2 separate regions of the Homo sapiens genome follow, and region 1 is linked to region 2. The links are chromatin contacts, found by Hi-C or POLR2A ChIA-PET in ENCODE. All regions are on one chromosome and are shown on one strand. The core of a region is the stretch at or near the end of the contact, and the rest is flanking DNA. Distances in the headings are between cores, read along the strand shown. Region 1 holds the start of TENM3-AS1 (TENM3 antisense RNA 1). Region 2 has its middle 130 kb from the start of TENM3-AS2.

Region 1 (3,188 bases), core at 1-2,500, 190 kb after region 2:
AGACAATTGTTCTGCTGCAGTGCCCACCAGGGGCTGGTAAGGAAGTCTGAGTGTTTACTGCCTCCCTTCCCTGTCCAAAGGTCATTTGCGCTTTTCGGTCTCGGACGAAAGAACACTGTGGAAAGGAAGGCGCGGGTCATTTTCAGAGGCTCTGCAAAGGACGGGCCGCCTACCGGGGGTGGAAATCCTTAATTACACCCTTCTGCCTCGGAATCCGTCTTCCCGGCAGTGTCTTGCACTGCCACCTCCTCGGGTGACTCAGCTGACCTGAAATGCCCACCCTACGGAAGATCAAGAAAAGTAGTTTTCTAAGAAGGTTAGAGGTTTGATTACACAGAGAAGTGTTTCCACTTAAGTCCAAAGCAATTACCCGCCCCCTCCCCCAGGGCCGCCTCCCCGCCACCCGCAGCAGAAAAGGACAGACCCCCACGCACGTACCCCCATTTTGTTGGTGCGTGTGAATTTCAAATGGCGCAGTAAGTTCATTAGTGTTTTCAATCGGCGGCGGGCAGACCCCTCATCAGAGCCGAAAGCCGGCAAGAGCCATTCATCAGCGTGAAGTGTTATTCACGGATGACCCCTAAATCACGGCGAGAGTAGTAAAGGCACTGATTGGTCACAGCATGGGAGCCTCGGTGCTTTCCCGAACCCGACGCGGCCGGGAGGAGGGAAGGAGGGAGGGGCGGCGAACGTGGTTCAGTCCGGCAAATCCCATTTGACAGAAAAAGGCAGTAAACGGGGAATCTCTTTTTTTGAATAAAGAAGAAGAAGAAATAAAGTACCTGTCATCTTGACAAGTGGCGGAGCGGAGGAGTCAAGGATTATAAATGATCACAGCCAGGTCCAGCTCGCCCCGTGATTGGGCTCTCCCGCGATCTGCACCGGGGGAAGCGCATGGTAGGCTCCTCTCCTCTCCTCCTCTCCCTCGCACACTCCCGCACACACACACACACACACACACACGGACACGTGTACGCGCCCGGGCTCGGGCACACTCGGCCCGGCGCGTCCCCCGCCGCACAATTACGGTCCTGGATGCCGCTCCCTGGCCGGGCGTCCCGCGGGCCTCCTCACCTGGCCCTTCTCGCCTTCCTCCTCCCTCGCCTCCCCGGTCCTCCCGCTCGCGGGCTGAACCCCGAAAACTCCGGCCCGGCCTGGTCCGCCGCCTTGGAGGAGGCTGGAGGGGCCGGCGGGCGGGGAGAGGGGGAGCGCGGGGGAGAGAAAGAAAGTGAACTCATTGGCGCGCGGGCGCCCTCCCCTCCCGCGTCCCCGGGCCGCGCGGCCGGGGGCGGGCAGGGAAGGAAGTTGTAACACTCGCGCCCCCTCCCCGCCCCCGCCCCGCCGGCGCCCGCTCCCCGCTCCCTCGGCGGGGCCCCCCTCCCCCGCGCCCGGCTCCTTTGAATTTGGCCCGGCGCGGTGTGCGCGCGGCTCGGGCGGACGCGGCGGCTGCTGCCGGGGAGCGAGCCGGCGGCGCGGGCGAGCCGAGCGCGGTAAGTGCGGCGCCGCCGCCGGCGCGCCCTCCTTCCTTTATGGGGTCCTAGTGCCGGGCCGCGGCGCCGGGAGCTGGCGGGCGCGAGCTGGGACGGCGCGTGGCCCCGGGAGGCGGCGGACGCGGGGACATCTTCTCAGCGCGCGGATTCTCTCCACGGTCCGGCCTCCCCGTCCCCGCCCCGCCCTCGCGCCAGCCACCTCCGGCCGCCGGCTCAGGTGGGAACTTCGCCGGCGCCTCTCGCCCGGGGAGCCAGGCGCCGCGCCCCCGTACTGGGGAGCCCCGGGGTCCCTGAGGAAGGCAGTCCGGAGGCTGGGCGCCCAGTGGGGGCGGGGAGGGGAGCCCGCCAGGTCCTCTTCGGCCCCCGATGTGTGGCGAGGCCCCGCGTCTTCTGCGGGGGCGTCTTAACAGGATCCTGGGGGGCTTCCAGCGAGCGGAAAGCCCCGGGATGTCACCGCTTTCCGGGGCAGGCAGGGGACAGAAGGCTTCTGCAGCGATCAGGGAGCCAAGTTGAAAAGGAGTGAAGGAGGGAGAGTGCGGGGCGAGGGGTAGCGTGGGGAGTGGTGGATCACGGCTGAAACTTGATCGGGAAACTCTGGATGGGGTTGGAAACACACACAAAATATCCTGAGCTGGGCGTTTCAAAAATTACGAATTTATGAGCCTGCAACTGAGATTCTAAGTCCCTCTCGTGTTTTACAACCGATTACAAAGAGCTTCACGTATTTTAGGTTGAGGCGGGTTGTGTCTGATTGATCTTTGCTGAGCATCTTACTATGCAGCTTGGATTCCATTCTTACTGCCTCACCTTTAAGGTAGCTGGAGTGGTAACTTGTTAATTTTTATTGTAGAGAGAGGGTAACAAGTACTTGTACCGTGTAATACATCACACACGTGTGTTTCCCCAAGTCACTGTAATTTGGAGGTAGAGAAAAGTTTCCAGGTACGTGTGAGGAGGTGCAATGGAAATGAAAGGCTGAGAGCTGTCCTAGACTTTTTACAGGGCCCCAGACGGCTGGGATGCCCGAGAACAGGACTGTCTCTTCATCATGCTCTATTTCTTATCTTCTGACAATGTATTTTGTCAAACATTGGTAGACTCTGGCAGAATCCACTGGGTGGTCTTTTCACTAGAAATAGACATATGTTGAGGCATTACCTTTCCCTTCTCTTGTCAAAAGAAAAAAGGTGGATATGGCATCTCTGGAAAGCTTGGAAGAGTATCCCAAAAGATGGTATTGTAACTGAACAGAACTTGGTGATTTGATCCCTTAGTGAATTTCTTTAAAATAATGACGCATATCCCTTTTTCCCCACTGCCTACTTGGAGAAGTATTTGTAGTCTTTATGTATTAATATATTGAGAACAGACTGACTTTAGAATTAAGAGCAACTGTGTAATAATAATTATCTATTTTAATATTTCAATTAAAACAAGATTTTATAAATTCAACAATCTTGCTTTGTGCATTCCTTAATACACTTTTAATTATCTAAAACTTCGAGCATGTATATCTTAATATATAAAATTCTTGTATGAGCCCTGAAAGTTTGGATTTGTAATTCTAAATGCAGAGTAAATATTTAATTCTTGATCTAAGAGTGAGAGGTTAGTTCAGTAATAAGACTTGCTAATCCCACTTTAAAATGTCATGGCATTCACAAATTATTCCTAAATTCTTCAAAGATAGGAGTTTAT
Region 2 (2,830 bases), core at 14-2,513:
TAAAATCCTTTGCACATTTCAAGCTGTTCATACTGTTAAAGAAAGTAAATTATACTTGAAGGGTATACTTAAAATGGGAATTTTAAAATGAAGATTATCTGCCTTTCTTCCTGAACATAGACACATAATCTTGCCTGTTCTGGTTCCATCTTTTCCAATATAGGCAGTTGCAGGGGTGATTAAGTACCTCTGCAGAGAAAGTTAGAGTGAAAATCAGTTCAATGATAAATTAAATGACAGATTTTCAGGTCTTTTTGTTTGTTTGTTTTTGCTTTTTTGGACTCTATTATCAAACAATAAGAATTAGACTTTCTAGTTGCCTGATAGTTTGTAAACTATTTAAACTGTTTGGAATGCAAATATCCTAAATTAGGATTAGAGTAACTGTGTCAATAATACAGTAATGATATGAGTAAATCATACTTGCTTCACTCTACATCAGATAGAGTTTTTTAATAATTTTGTAAAATTCCTGAGATGTTTGAAGCTGGGCATGTTGTCTAATATTTATGGGCTTTGGTTTCTGCCTGTGTCGAGTGGGTAGGCTGGAAACTGCTTCACAGAATGTCTCCCTTGACCTCAAGCCAGTAATATACAGCCCTCCCATGTCCTTCAAACCACCAGGAGTTGATCCCCAAGAGAAAACTTCACATACACAGTATTCATCCCACTAGAATACTTGATTATACATTGTAGAAGCCAGTGACAGTCTCCCCTCAGTATCATATTCTCAGAATCTAGCAGAATACATACTACGACACAGTGAAAAATCAATATTTATTAAATAATGTAATTACCTATTTAGTGCACAGGGTTAATGGATGATTATGGGGGAGAATGTATATAAACGTATTTCAATAACTATATCTAGACAATGTATTGATTCACTAATAAAATCATAATACACAAGTATAATTATACTATAAAAATCCTTGAGGTGAAGAATCAGAGCATTGAATGGTTTTTTGTTGTTGTTGTTTGTTTGGTTTGGTGAATCGATTATTATTAATTTTAGTTTCAGAATCAAGTATTAAATTCTGTACATATTATATCTTCAAAAAATTGTTGTTGTTTGGTTATGATACACTGAACTCAAATGCCATTTCCTCTAGGAAGCCTTTCTTCAACTCCTCATCTAAATTTGGTGTCCCAGTCCCCACATTCCAGGCCCCCAGTGGTTTTTGTCCTAGCTCTTGTCATACTTTGTAATTACAGGAATCTATGAGTATCTGTTGACTGCCCGTCTCTCTCACTGACTGACTCACTCACTGAAGCTGGGGGCAGCCTCTGTTTGGATAACCACGTAGCTCCAGTGTCTGACACAGCCCCTGTTTCAACAGGAGATGTTCATTATGTGTGAAGAAGGAAGGGAGTGGAAAAGGAGCAAATGAAGAAAAGAGTAGGGAGGAAGAGAGAACGGAATACAATTGTATATTTAAATTCAAATTCAGTTAATGAATTTAATAAATCCAGAGTTCCATTAAAGCAACAAAGGGTAGCCAGCTTGGTTAGCAGATCACCGGCATGCCGGCACCCCACACCATACCTTTTAATCTTTTTCTGTCTTTTCACTTGGGAGGGGGGACATCTTACATACCAACAAAATGTTGAAAGAAAAAAACATTAATTCATATTACAGATTTTATATTGTTGGTGATGTATTTTCATTTAAAATATTCCAAATAGAAGTTTTAAAAGCCTTCAAAAGTAGAAATATATGGAGTTTTGGCAGGTAGTAGATGTGAGTCACATACCACTTAAATTGGTATTTAAATTGTCCATATAAAATAGACATTAAGAAAACTAAATGCCTATATCCTAAAATAGGGGTAGAGAGGCAGAAGCAACTAATGTTTACATCCTTTAAACTGGAATCTTGGACTTTATATTGCAAAAGCAAATGACAAATGTCTAATAAAGTTCAAGGGCAAGTTACACAGATGGAAAATTAATAGCTTTATTTTTCTTTGTGTTAGGCATCATTTCCTAAACATTTGAAGCAAAGTGTATATTTAAGCCACATTTGGATTTATCATTGACATCTTTTAAAAGAAAAATAGGAATTAAAATGCAATTTGTGTATATTCTTATACTTCATACACTTTCCATCTATTTAGCATTAATGTTGTAGGAAGAGCTATTCTTTTAGAAAATGTCAAAAAGAACAAATTTCCTAAAATGTTCCTGTTGATGGTAAGTAGGCTGTTTTGCCTTATACTAATGTAATGGATTCTCTCAATAATAGGACTTTTTTTTCTAATTTTTCAAGATAATTTTAGTGACTCATAATCAGTAAACTAAAGGATAAGGAGCGACCTACCTCAATGAAAAATATTTCAGTACACATATAATACCAGCCAGCTATTTCTTGAGGGCAACTTTAAATCGAAGTCAAGTCACAAATGGATTGAGACTGGTGATCTCACTTCATCCTTTGGAAAACTATGTATATCACAAAATCAGTATACATTTTGACATAGTTGGCAGCCTTTCCTTGAAGTAGGCTCTGAATCAACTGAGCATGGAAACTCAATTTGCCTGGGGATATGCTAGCCTTTAAATAAAGAGGGCTGATAGTTTCTGCTAAAACAATGGAGAAATCTCCCAACATCTATAATTTTGTATACACTATAACTCTAACAGACAGTCTAGGTTTCAAGTCATCAACTGCCCGTAAAATCATTATATATACTTTTTAGAACAGAAGTATGGTAAATGTACTTTTAAGCTTACTTGACCACATATTTTTTTAGAGTACCAATTTCATTACATATTTTCTTTTATTTCTCCCACAAGATTATTTTTGCGTCATCTCCCCAGCAACTCTGGT

Evidence for each region. A loop is a pair of places that touch in the nucleus more often than their neighbours do. ChIA-PET counts read pairs that join two places held with the same protein, here RNA polymerase II (POLR2A). Pooled maps may share reads with other maps.
Region 1: a loop to region 2 is called in a map of mammary epithelial cell, with 4 times the contacts of the local background. The contact joins the promoter of TENM3-AS1 here to the enhancer-like site in region 2. A Hi-C loop is called at or near these places in 4 of 168 maps with a recorded cell type or tissue (IMR-90, MCF 10A, chondrocyte and 1 more), 1 of 37 single-sample maps with no recorded cell type and 2 of 50 pooled maps. POLR2A ChIA-PET finds 5 or more read pairs at or near these places in 4 of 52 experiments (AG04449, H1, OCI-LY7 and 1 more).

What each region holds. Positions count from the first base shown.
Region 1 is chr4:182,143,265-182,146,452 of GRCh38, forward strand. TENM3-AS1 (TENM3 antisense RNA 1) reads right to left here and starts at 1,251. Exons shown (of 5, transcript NR_125905.1): 1 at 1,075-1,251; 2 at 783-876; 3 at 439-580; 4 at 174-281. It also overlaps a transcript of TENM3 not described here. RefSeq lists an enhancer at 1,508-2,496.
Region 2 is chr4:181,958,073-181,960,902 of GRCh38, forward strand. It overlaps a transcript of TENM3 not described here. Among named protein-coding and RNA genes, the nearest start is that of TENM3-AS2, 130 kb to the left of the region's middle. Within about 2 kb of position 1,264, at least 2 of the 41 ENCODE cell types and tissues checked have a DNase peak (open chromatin) inside an H3K27ac peak, as active enhancers do; they include mammary epithelial cell, where a contact is called at or near this core.